2 separate regions of the Homo sapiens genome follow, and region 1 is linked to region 2. Evidence: chromatin contacts called from ENCODE Hi-C or POLR2A ChIA-PET data. All regions are on one chromosome and are shown on one strand. Each heading gives the region's core, a stretch centred on a gene start or an enhancer-like site at or near the end of the contact. The rest is flanking DNA. Distances are from core to core; before and after follow the strand shown.

The links. Hi-C counts contacts between places; a loop is a spot of excess contacts on that map. ChIA-PET counts read pairs that join two places held with the same protein, here RNA polymerase II (POLR2A). Pooled maps may share reads with other maps.
Region 1: a map of heart right ventricle shows a loop between it and region 2 (2.5-fold over the local background). The contact joins two enhancer-like sites. A Hi-C loop is called at or near these places in 5 of 168 maps with a recorded cell type or tissue (Caco-2, PC-3, PC-9 and 2 more) and 4 of 50 pooled maps. POLR2A ChIA-PET finds 5 or more read pairs at or near these places in 1 of 52 experiments (activated CD4-positive, alpha-beta T cell).

What each region holds. Positions count from the first base shown.
Region 1 is chr10:17,425,250-17,431,746 of GRCh38, reverse strand. All of the region lies in intron 2 of ST8SIA6 (ST8 alpha-N-acetyl-neuraminide alpha-2,8-sialyltransferase 6), which reads left to right. Among named protein-coding and RNA genes, the nearest start is that of ST8SIA6, 26 kb to the left of the region's middle. Within about 2 kb of position 2,791, at least 4 of the 41 ENCODE cell types and tissues checked have a DNase peak (open chromatin) inside an H3K27ac peak, as active enhancers do; they include heart right ventricle, where a contact is called at or near this core.
Region 2 is chr10:17,347,073-17,353,471 of GRCh38, reverse strand. The region is part of intron 4 of ST8SIA6 (ST8 alpha-N-acetyl-neuraminide alpha-2,8-sialyltransferase 6); the gene reads left to right. Among named protein-coding and RNA genes, the nearest start is that of ST8SIA6-AS1, 37 kb to the left of the region's middle. Within about 2 kb of position 4,716, at least 15 of the 41 ENCODE cell types and tissues checked have a DNase peak (open chromatin) inside an H3K27ac peak, as active enhancers do; they include heart right ventricle, where a contact is called at or near this core.

The sequences.
Region 1 (6,497 bases), core at 1,542-4,041, 80 kb before region 2:
TTTTTTTTTTCCAAACGAAGACCATGAGGCACAGAGAAATTGCAGTGATTTGCCTAAGGTCACACAGTTAGTAAGTATACAACTTGGGACTTGAACCCAGGACGCCTTCCCGCAGGGTTGTTTTTAGGACAGAGAGGATCTCACGCTGGCTTTCTGAATTCTTTCCTTGTTTTTCCAGCGGGCTCTGCGTTGTTGTTCTAACAGTTTATGCTTTTTCTACCATAGCCCAGGCGGGCTATATTTTTCAGAAATCCAAATAAATCTATATTACAGTCACACCCTTTCCCCCCCCTTAAAACGAAACTTTTATTCACTAAAATAACTGCTTTCAAATTGGTATATCATTATTCCGGTCACACTTTGAAATGATGTGCTTAAAATACTTTTAAAACAGCACTGTGAAGAAATTTCTTTTATATAAATGTTACAAATGTGGTTCAAAAGACCTGCCCTGACTTTCTTTCCCTTACCCTCCATCTCGGGGTGGGAGCTACCTGATCCTCAGGTGACTTCCAGCCATCCTCAGCGGCTAGTTCTCATCCTCATGTCGGCCAAAGGTGGCAGCCCTTGGGGCAGTCTGCATCACAGTTGAGAAGAGAAAAAAGGACGAGAGCAAAGGGCTTCTTCCTAATGAGGCTTTGCCTTTGTAGTTGAAAAGGAAATCCCTACTCAAAGATTTCTGCCTAAATCTTTTTAGCCATAAGTGTCACATGCTCAGCCTTGGCTTCTGGAAGTCTAGAAATATAAATGTCTCGCTTGGTGCCTGTGTATTGAAGGCAGGGAAAGGAAAGGGGTTTGGGAATGGCTTTGGGCCACTGTCTGCCACAAGAGGGAGCCCCAGATCACACTGAGCAAGTCTTTCACGTAACCTTAATAAGAACATAAAAGGAATAATCAGCAGAGCAAATAGACAACCCACAGAATGGGAGAAAATATTTGCAAACTATGCATCTGTCAAAGGGCTAGAATCCAGAATCTACGAGGAACTCAAACAAATCAGCAAGAGAAAAATAATCCCATCAAAAAGTGAGCAAAGGACATGAATAGACAGTTCTCAAAAGAAGATATACAAATGGCCAACAAACATAGGAAAAAATGCTTGACACCACTAATCATCAGGGAAATGCAAATTAAAACCACAGTGAGATACCACCTTACTCTGGCAAAAAAAATGGACATTATTAAAAAGTCAAAAACAACAGATGTTGGCGAGGATGGGGAAAAGGGAACACTTAGACACTGCTGGTGGGAATGCAAATTAGTACAGCTTTTATGGAAAACAGCGTGAAGATTCCACTAAAAGTGGATCTACCATTCAATCCAGCAATCCCACTATCAGGTATCTAGCCAAAGGAAAAGAAATCTATATGAAAAATACACATGCACACACGTTTATAGTAGCACAATTCACAATTGCAAAGATGTGGAACTGACGTAAGTGCCCATCCAATGAGTTGATAAAGAAGATGTGGTGTATATACACCATGGAATACTACCCAGCCATAAGAAGAAACAAAATAATGTCTTTTGCAGCAACCTGGATGGAGCTGGCGGCCATTATTCTTAATGAAGTAACACAGGAGTAGAAAATCAAAAACTGTATATCCTCACTTATAAATGGGAGCTAAGCTATGAGTATGCAGAGGCATACAGGGTGCATATAATGGTCTTTAGAGACTCAGAAAGGGGAAGATGGGAGGAGGGCTAGGGATCAAAAAACTACACATAGGTACAATGTACACTGCTCCGGCGATGGGTGCACTAAAATCTCAGAATTCACCACTGTACAATTCATCCATGTAACAAAAAAACACTTGTACCCCAAAAACTATTGAAATAAAAAAATTTTAACAAAGAATATAAATATTTGGAAGAGAAGAGATGCTATAGAAGAAGGTACCAGATGCTAAATGAAGCTCCAAATGGTAAAACGTGAAGTACAAATAGAAGTTGAAAAAGTAAGGCCAGGCATTGTGGCTCACGCCTGTAATCCTGACACTCTGGGAGGCTGAGGCGGTCAGATCGCTTGAGCCTAGGAGTTCAAGACCAGCCTGGGCAACATAGTGAGACCCCATCTCTACACAAGATACAAAAATTAGCTGAGCACGGTGGCATGCACCTGTAGTCCCAGGTATTCTCAGGAGGGTGAGGTGACAGGATCACCTGAGCCCGGGAGGTGGGAGTTGAAGATTTCATGGGCACACAGGGAGAAACACACAGGGAGAAAGTGAAAGGGAGGAGAGGCAGTTGGAAGGGCTTCCCGAGAAAAGCAGCCGCTGAGCTGTGTCTCCGGGGACGAGCTAAGCAACCATCCAGGTGGAGGAAGAGGCGGCCAAGCAGAAGGAACAGCAAGTAAAAGAAAAGCTGAATTCATGCCACTGCACTCCAGCCTGGGCAACAGAGTGACACCCTGCCTCGAAAACAGAAAAGAAAAATAGAAATAAAAGGTAGAAAAAGTACTGAGGAGTATGTGGGGGTGCTGGTGGTGGGGTTAGTCGTGGTGATGATCTATTATATCCCTAAAGTGAAAAACTGGCAGTATAAATGAATAAGCGATCATAAATTGTAAGGGTAATTGATGTAGTCCAAAATATGAAACCAAGTTTTAAAGAGATATATCTACTAATACTAGATATAAACCAACAGGAGGAGGGGGCACTACAGAACGAAACACAAGATGTTAAATGAAGCCCCAGATCCCGCTTACTGTATGTGCTACTAATATCATCATGAATCCCCACACACAACAGGAAGGGGGTGTGGCGGTGCAGCTCAGGCCACAAAAGCCACATAACATGTTGACAGCGTTCAACCCCCATTCATATCTCAGGTTATCATGGACTGACTTCTGCCCCACCTACTGTTCTCCCAGCAGGCTTTCTGCCGAGATGGTCGGCAACATAGCCAACAGGCATCTATCCTTGTATTACTTGCTTCCTCGAATTTGACCATGCCTTCCGCATCACACGATGCCAGCTCTGTGGCTGTCCTCTGCTTCTTGGCACTGCTCTTCACCTTCCTGTCCCCTTTTCTATCAATTCAGACACATTCTTCTGTCTGGCCTCTGCGCCCTTTTACTTGCTGTTCCTTCTGCTTGGCCGCCTCCTCTTCTACCTAGCCGGCTGCTTAGCTCCTCCCTGGAGACACAGCTCAGCGGCTGCTTTCCTCGGGAAGCCCTTCCAACGGCCTCTCCTCTCTGTAACTTTCTCCCTGTGTGTTTCTCCACATAGGTCAGTATGACGCCAGTGTCGACTGACTTTATTTGCCCACTTCTAGGGTAGATTGAGAACAATGCAACAGCAGGGACTACCCATCATTTTTGTATCTCCAGCATTTATGGAGGGTCATATATCAAATAAAAATAAGCATTTGCTACATCAGTGAATGAATGAAAGTATTAGGGTTTGTAATGTGCTCTACAGACAGGAAGCCATCAGCAAGACAACTAAGGAGGGCCAGAGTGTGGGGAGGGGAGGGGAAGGGCCGATGGCGGCTGCACCAGGACACACCCAGCTGGGTGCTTGGCACATATTATCTGCTTATCATCAAAGCAACCTATGGAATACATGTTCCAGGTTTTATGCGATAGCATTTAAAGAAATGGGCATTGAGGGAGATTTGGTCACTCACTTTAGTGAGGAAATCTGCTAGAGATAAGACTAAAAGTTAACAGGGCTTAAAATGAAGTCAAAACAATGTCTCAAAATGCTCTGACAATAAACACGATGATCTTGTTTCTTTTTCTTCATACAAATAGAAGGACTCTTGTGTACTTCTTGCCTACTCAAACTCAGAGGCAAAAAGAGAAAGTGCTAGTCAGGGCTGTCCTCTTTTCATCAGCAAGTGTGTTTCCATGAATCCAAGATACCTGGCCATTTCTGATAGGCCATTGCTCCTGCTCCTTCAGGAATAAAGGACGAAGTGCAAGGCATCGCCTTATCAACAGGCAAGTGTCCAATGATTGCCTCTGTGAGACTGAGTCTGACTTCAGTTCTCAATATTGTCTTTTTTGGAAACCCCTTGTCATACTGTCCCTGGAGAAGAATGTCCATGTATATCAGGACTTTGGCTGAATTCACATTCAGCTGCCATCCTCAAGTTCTTGTTTTCACTTGACTGTCTCCGTGACCTTGATCTATAGAAAGGAAATCCCATCACCTTCTCCTCTGTAACTGTGAGGCAGCAAAGACAAAGCTGCTGATTGTTCTATGGCTTCGGCTCATGCTGTGATGGTGCAGCGCACTTTGAAGAGGCCTCTTCTGGAATCATTCTGACTCTGTCACATCCCCATCCCAGGTCTCCATCAGGTCTCCATCGCTCTACATCTGAAAACCTTTGGTTGTAGAACCTTGGCCTAGAGCCAAGTGTGGTCCCCAGGCCAGCAGCATTGGCAGCACCAGGGAACTCCTTAGAAATACAGATTCTCAGATCTCACCCCAGAAGACTTAATGAGAGACCCTCCAGTTGAAACCCAGTCCCTCCTAATGACTTTGATACATGCTAACATCTGAGAACTCTCATTCCTCAATGCTGGAGGTATTAGCAGTATCTTTGATCATCAGACCGTGGCATTGAACATTTTTCTCTGTTTTTTCTTTATCCCCCTTTCCCCCTTTCATGCACAGAACTTTTTTTTTTTTTTTCAGACACAGTCTTGCTCTGTCTCCCAGGCTGGAGGGCAGTGGTGCGATCTCAGCTCATTGCAACCTCCGCCTCCGGGTTCAAGCTATTATTCTCCTGTCTCAACCTCCCAAGTAGCTGGGACTACAGGTGCACACCACCATGCCTGGCTAATTTTGGTATTTTTAGGACAGACAGGGTTTCACCATGTTGGCCAGGCTAGTCTTGAACTCCTGGCCTCAAGTGATCCACCCACCTCTGCCTCCCAAAGTGCTGGGATTAGAGGCGTGAGCCACTGCGCCTGGCCCCGTGCATAGAACTTTTTCTGTACCAAAAGATGAAGTCTTTCTGCCAGTAGATCCATGAATTTTGTGGAAAATATCAAGAAGGGACAGGATTTTGGTCTAAAAGACCACCACGCTTTTACATTGTAGCAGCCAGGCTCAGCCCGTAGCCCCTCAGGTCTTACAACGAAAGTGCTTGCAAGTCAACTTCCACCTGCCAGCCTGAACATTTCTTTGCTTGAGGGCTTTCTCTGGCTGGCTGAACCACTTTCCTTGAGATGTGGGAGAATTAATGTCCCTGGGAGCAGCCTTCAATTAATGACTGACAAGTGTTGGCTTTTAAAAACGCCAGCTCTTTTTCCCACTTGGGTATCTCTGAAGCTGGTTCTCACTGGCTCCCAGAACTCTCCACACCGTTTTTTGCTGCAGTTTCTCAGTTAGCCATGTAAAAACTTGCTAGATAGCATGCATTTTATGACATGCATTTCCTTATGTATCTGTTTTAATTGCCTCCTAGTCACCCCATTGGTAAAGGGAGATTCTCACCCCAGGATTATGGGGATACCTAGACACATGACACCCAGCACTAGATAAGGAGATGGATGGCAATGTATTAGTCCCACATGTTCACAGCAGGGCAGAAGAGGACATCGCGTGCCACACAGGGTCACCAGCACTTGGGAACAGAGTGAAGAAGCAGGGGCTGTGGGAGGCTGGCTTTGTAGTATCAGCAGGGTGGAGCTTCCTCTAGTGCCTGTGGGAGGATGTGACTGTCTCGTTTGAATAATGCTATGGGGTGGCAGGCAACTGAACCCCACTACTCAGAGATAAGCAGGAACCGTGACTGGTTCCTGTGATAAGGAGGATGGCTTGGCTAGGGTACCTTATCTGTGGAAAAAGAGTGGGGATGGGAACTTGCAGTTAGGGCATTTGAGGCCCTCACAGTTTTTCCCAGATGTCAAAGCATGCATAATATTGGATCTTAATTTTAGGCCTTATACCACCGTATCTCCACCTTCCCGCTTCCCTCCCATTTTACCTGCAATTATCTCCTAAACAACCTACTTACATTTCTTTCTTTCTTTCTCTCCCTTCCTTCCTTCCCTTCCTTCCTCCTTCCTTCCTTCCCTTCCTTCCTCCTTCCTACCTTTCCTTCCTTCCTTCTTTTTCTTTCTTCCCTTCCTCCCTCCCTCCCTCCTTTCTTCCTCTCTTTCTTTCTTTCTTCCTTTCTCTTTCTTTCTCCTTCCTTCCTTCCTTTCGTTCTTTCCTCTTTCTTTTGACAGGGTCCCACTCTGCTGCCTAGGCCGGAGTGCAGTGGCATGATCTCAGCCCACTGCAGCCTCCGCCTCACAGTTTCAAGCATTTCTCCCACCTCAGCCTCTCAAGTAGCTGGGATTACAGGCGCACCACCATGCCTAGCTAATTTTTATATTCTAAGTAGAGACGGGGTTTCATCACGTTGGTCAGGCTGGTCTTGAACTCTTGATCTCAGGTGATTCAGCCTCCTCGGCCTCCCAGAGCGCTGGAATTACAGGTGTGAGCCACCCATGCCTGGCTTATATTTCAGTCCTTGTCTTGTGGTCTGCTTTTGGG
Region 2 (6,399 bases), core at 3,467-5,966:
AGAAAATAGTGTTAAACAAAATACACCTGCATATCTACCACCTATGTTAATTGTTTCAGCTATATGACATTTACATTATTCAAACCATACCATTTAATGATTTAACTTTGTGAAACGATATAAACTATGAAAAGAGATGGGATAAGTTAATCAAATTTTTGCATTAGATCATAAAACTGGAAAATCACACTTAGTTTTACCACAAAGTTTTCACTTTATTTTCTGAACTATTTCTGCAAAAGCAACAGTATTGTCTGACTTTGGTAAGTGTTTTGTGAGCTTACACTTTTTCATTCAATTAACATTTATTGACCCTTATTATGTCCCAGGCATTTTGTTCTGTAGGACAAAGTTCTTGGAGAAAACCAAAAATCATCTCTGCTAGGGGCTTCTTTCAATAATACAAGACTAAGTTCATTTTTCTGAGCCTCTAAATGTTTGCTGTTTACAATTCATACAGGGTGACTACATTGACAGCTGAAAGCAATACATATTTTATTTTTTTTTAATTTAAGAAGTGTGTACTTTATGATAGGTGATTTGGGTCAGCTGTCAGATTGAAAAAGCTTTTTTCTTTGTTTCCTCTGCATCAAGACCATTTTTCAGCATTAATATACTGTCATATCATCTTCTATTTGTCATTACCATACAGCATGCCTGTGCATTTAGAAAAAGCAACAGAAACCACACCATGTCATTACTTCTTCCGTATTTAATAACAGAAACTAACTCTTGCACATTTAGGGACTAGCTCCTCTCCTTGGTCTTCAGAATATAAACTTTGCCATCAAAGTATATGGAACTCACGTGGGGTTCACTGGTCTTCTAAATTCTACTTCAAAATTTATCTCCCAAGTTGTACTCAATATTAGCTATATATTTTTATGTTCACATGTCAAATACGCTCCCTTTCAGCCTGCCTTGTGTTTCAAATTCTCTTTTCCTTACAACATTGCTTGCCATGTCTTCATTGGTACATTACATTGTTTACACTGGTACAATATCAAAGTAGATAGATCTTTCTCCAGTGTTTTAACATTGTTCCTTCACTCATGAGTTTATATTTCAATTGACTTCCTATCCTTTGCTTTAATCATCATATTCTTTTATATTTCATTTTACCTTGCGTTAGTTCTGACACTCTACTCAAATATATGAGCTGGTCTTTTACAAACTGAACAATATCAATGTACGCATTAGCTGTTAAGGGAAAAACTTAGACATCTGAGTTGCTGATTGAATTTGGACTTTTTGAAGAGTTTTACTTATTATTCCTTTAAATTTAAATGTTTATTTTTAATTGATGAATATTGTATCTATTTATGGAATAAAATATGGTGTTTAGATATATGCATACACTGTGGAATAATTATATCAAGCTAATTAACATATCCATCAGCTCATATGCTTAACATTTTTTTTTTTAGTGAGAACATTTAAAATCTGCTCTTTTAGCAGTTTTGAAATCTGCAATACATTATTAGGAACTATGGTCACCATGTTGTGCAATGGATCTTGAAAAATGTATTCTTTCTGCCCAACTGAAACTTTGTACCCTTTGACCATCATCTCCTCCCAACCTGTTGTAACCACCATTCTCCTCTGTACTTCTATAAGTTCAACTTTCTTAGATTCCACATGTAAGTGAGACCATGCTGTATTTGTCTTTCTGTGCCTAGCTTAGTTCACTTAGCATAATGTCCTCCAGGTTTATTCTTGTTGTCTGCAAATGACAGAATTTCCTCATTTTTTAAGGCTGTATACTATTCCACTGTGTATATATACCACATTTCATTTATGCATTCAGCCATTGATGGACACTTAGGCTGATTCTACATCTTGGCTATTGTGAATCATGCTGTAGTAAACGTGGGAGTGTAGGTATCTTTTTAACATATTGATTTCATTTCCTTTGGGTATTTATTCATTTTCTTTCTTTAGCTGTCATGTTATGTGGGGCCCTAGGAGTTTGGGTTTCATCTAGTATGTGATGGTGGAATAATTTAACATAAAATGAAGGTTAAATATAGATGTCCTGGTTACAGTACTAAAATTTTTTTTTACTTTTATCCTGGAAGAAATTTAACTTTTTTTTTAACCCCATTTAACAAATGAAGAGGTAGAGGTTCAGAGAATTGAGATGAATTTTCCAAGGTGTCATCACTAGTAAATGAAGGAACTGGATATCTAGTCTTGGAATTCTCAATATCCATTGCTGCCTCTGCCATCACATGTCAAAATGATTAGTGCAGTAGACTTGTGCAGGATAGATAGGACAGGTGGCCTCTTCTGCACTAGGCCAGGTGTGAAGTGATGAAGACATGGACTGAGAAGCCCAGTAGAGCAATTAGAAGAGAGATGCTGGGGTGGGGGCAGGGAACACTCAGCAGTTTCAGGGAAAGGGAAAAGTGGCAAGATGATGAAATGAGGCTTCTCCAGTTATTGAGGTCTCGTAATATTCTTGGCTTTTCTGAATACCATGTCTTCCATTTTGTATCTCACTAGATTCATTAAGGGGCAATCACTGATGTCTGACTTTCTGATTCTAAATGTACAGGTCATGCCACCTTCCCAATTTTTTGAGGGAGCCCTAGTTTGAAGATCAAACTCTACTCTGAGATTAGTGTCATGGATTAACCTGAAGCAGGGATAACTATCAATGGCCGTATCTTACCTGTCAGTGTGATGTCAGCCTGATGATCACACAGACTACAGACAGCTCCCCTGTAGGTTGCTGGGATTTTTCCCAATGTACCAAGTGGCTAGTTCAATAGACAACTCTATTTTAACTGAGGTATAGAAGTGTTGCTAAAAAAAAAAAAGGTGGTGTCTATTTGAAGCTCTTAATTTTCCTCCAATCTATTGGGGCTGAAATGGAATGTTTTCCTGCCTTTGGAATCCCTAAATCACTGGATTTCTTAGATCATTTTTGTTTTGTTTTGTTTTGTTGAGATAGGGTCTCACTATGTGGCCCAGGCTGGTCTCGAACTCCTGGACTCAAACGATCCTCCCGCCTCAGCCTTCTGAGTAGCTGGGGCTAGATCACTGTTTTCTTAATAACATAAACTACTCCTTTGGTGTGAAGCAAGCATTCATTGTGAGCCAGTCGATTCTAAAATCACAGTATGTCAGCATGCCATCTCGATTTTATTTTTTGTTTCATTTCTTAAATACTCAAAGATGCTTTGTCCTCCACGACACAGCCAAATCCTGGAAGGAGCTGTCTATACCTACTCTTTCATAGTACCTTCTACTTATTCCATGACCTTCAAACTGGTCACCATGAACCACGATGAATCCTTCTCATCTACTTCTTGCCCAATAACTGGAGGGACTACGGACTTTGGCCACATCGCTCCAACCACTTCCACCCCTGTCCCAACCAGTTTAGAACCAGTTATCCCTTCCTCAAGGAAGCCTTCCCTGGACAACCTGATTAAGTCATTGCTGATGTATTATCCTGAAATTCACCTTCATTACACTAGCCACGATTAATACATTTTCATTTGTGTGTGTATGTGTGTGTGTGTGTGTGTTTATTTAATTTACAGACCTGGTTAATCTGAGTCATGTGTTTTATGTAATGCATCAGGAAGAACAAAGGATCTTTCTAGGTGGTTCAGAAAATAGGTCAAGACTCACTATAGGAACTAGGAGTTGGAAAGGGCTGGGGAGTACAGTCTGGTTTCTAGGCTCAGCTTTAAGTTGACTCCATGTGTCTTGTTTGTTTCAGGCATTTTATTATTGATGTTTCTTGTTTGTTATCCCTAATCTTTCATTTTCTTTTAAATTTGGTCTCCCCTGTAAGTGAATAAGTTACTACTAGAACATCTTAAAGGCAGCATTTTACCTTTGCCGCTGGTTATTTATGGCAACGTCTTTATTCTTATTAGGCTAAGCCAGTTTTCCTAGCCAGTGTCTTTATCAGTAAAATGGAGCAATACTTAACCTCTGTGAGTTTTTATGAATATTCAATATGTCAAATGCTCAGTACAGAGTCCGTTATATATTAGAATCTCAGTACATGGTAGCTATTCTGATTATTTCCAGTTTAATATCATTTTTCTGGCTTACAATTAATATTTTACTAACTAGTTTAAACTCTTGGTATCTGCAATAAATACAGCAAGTCTGTGATGGAGCAATAATGCTATAATAGTTTCTGTTCCAGTCCTCTGCCTAGGGGGATGTGTAAACAATTATAAACCCCAGTTTTGCTTTTGTGATCATTTCATATGGATTATACCACGTTCTTGGTAAGGACCAACTCTTCCTGTTCAGTTCGTTCTGTTTGAACTTTCTTTGGTCTTTTCATGATGGAAAGTAGGTCACACCAAGCAGAAAGTATTAAACTTCAACTTTCTAGGTTATCGTCTTTCTGTGCATTATTTTCCGTAGAAAAGGATTTACCTTTATATGAACTGTCTGTGGCTTGTCCCTCCCTTTCCAGATGGCCGGTCAAACCACGTGCTCTGAGGTCTAATCAGGAATCGCTCTGAATTCCCTGAAAATTAATCAGCTCGAGTACAGGCAGAGCCAAGAGTTACGCTTCCCGCCCCGCCCCGCCCCGATTACTTAGCCCTTGACTAGGGCTAAGTAAGGGCTGAGGAACCCAGGGTAGGAAGGATCATTCTTATTTGAGATTCTGCTGGGTGAAGCCTAAGGGCATAGATGAAAAGTTAGGATTTGGAAGGGAGCCAGAAGCCAAAAGCAGTTCCCAGAGGCCAGGCAAAAACAGAAGCTGAGTGTGGGACTGAAGCCAAAAAGCGGAAGATGATGAATTCCACAGCGAACCGTGGGAGCCGTCCTGGAACAATGCCTGAGATGCGCGCTGGCTTTCTGGGAGCAGTTAGGGCCCCTTTAGGTATGTGAACCCGCCTCACTAAATGGCCATGAGCAGAACTGAACTGCCTACCTGTTTCTCCACCTGTGCAAGACACAGTTTCTCAGAGCACAGACGAAGCTCCTTGAAATATACGTGCATTGCTGGCCCTTGCCTAAGCCTACAGTTAGGACTTGGCCTGGTAAATTGAAGTTCATGAAATAATGAGACCTTTTATAAAAGACAGTGGCATAAATACAAAATATACCACGAACATTTCCCTTAAGAAATGTTTCACAGAGTAGCATATTGGTGTAATTACACATAAGACTGATTCAGCATTATAATTACAAAACTGTTTTCATAGGATTCAGTGTTAATTCAGGCTCTCAATATGTTGCCAAAGTCTGCAAAAAAAAAAAAAAAAAGGTTCCTACTCTTCCCTTTTCCTTCCCTAAAAATATCTAACTGAATAAAAGTTTATAATCCGTCAACGAAAATTGGTTTCTTTACATTTTCTTCTTCACACATTGAACAATAATAGCAGTGACCTAGATTTTTTTTTTGTCTGCAAATTAAAATATATTCTGAAATCTTAACATTCATCTTAACTGTTGATTTTGTATTTTTAGAACTTGTGTTTTTCACACTTAGCAATTCACAATCAGCTTTAATTTTTTTTTTTTTTTTTTTTTTGAGACAGAGTCTCACCATCGCCTAGGCTGGAATGCAGTGGCGCAATCTCGGCTCACTGCAACCCCCATCTCCCGGGTTCAAGCGATTCTCCTGCCTCAGCCTCCGATTCTCCTGCCTCAGCCTCCCAAGTAGCTGGGACTACAGGCACGTGCCACCACGCCCGGCTAATTTTTTGTATTTTTAGTAGAGACAGGGTTTCACTGTGTTAGCCAGGATGGTCTCGATCTCGTGACCTCGTGATCCACCCGCTTTGGCAGGCAAAGGACACTCTTGCAATTAGACCCCTGGAGGGATCCTTGCAAGTCACTTCTGTCACAGCTTTATGCTCATTGCAAATGGCACCTGAAGGCAGCCGGATGGGTGCACCCCTTACTTCTTTCCAAAGATTTCACAGTCCTGCTTTTTCACAATCTCACTCCGATTCTGCAACGTGATCCCGTTTTTTTTTTCTTTACAAGTCTTAGCATGAATTAAAACCACAACAGGTCACCACCTTCATTATTATCATTGCCCTCTCCCCTCTCGTTTACGCTACTCTGTGTGTCAGAGAAGTCAGCATCCTTCTCCCAGTGGCCTGAATCAGAAAGCCCTGCATGACCCTTGCTGTCTTCTCCTTCAGTGTCCATTTCTAGTCCATCGCCAAACTTTTGCTAAAGTCTCACACCCTAATGTTTTAAATCTATCCTTTTGCAATCTCACCACCCATCTCTGGTCTGGGTTACTGGGATGGCTAATTGTATGTGTCTACTTGGCTAGGCTATAGTACCCAGTGATTTAATCAAATGCTAATCTAAGTGTTGCTGTGATGTATTTTGTAGATGTGGTTAACGTCAACAATCAATTGACATTAAGTAAAGGCGCTTTCCGTTGATAATGTGGGT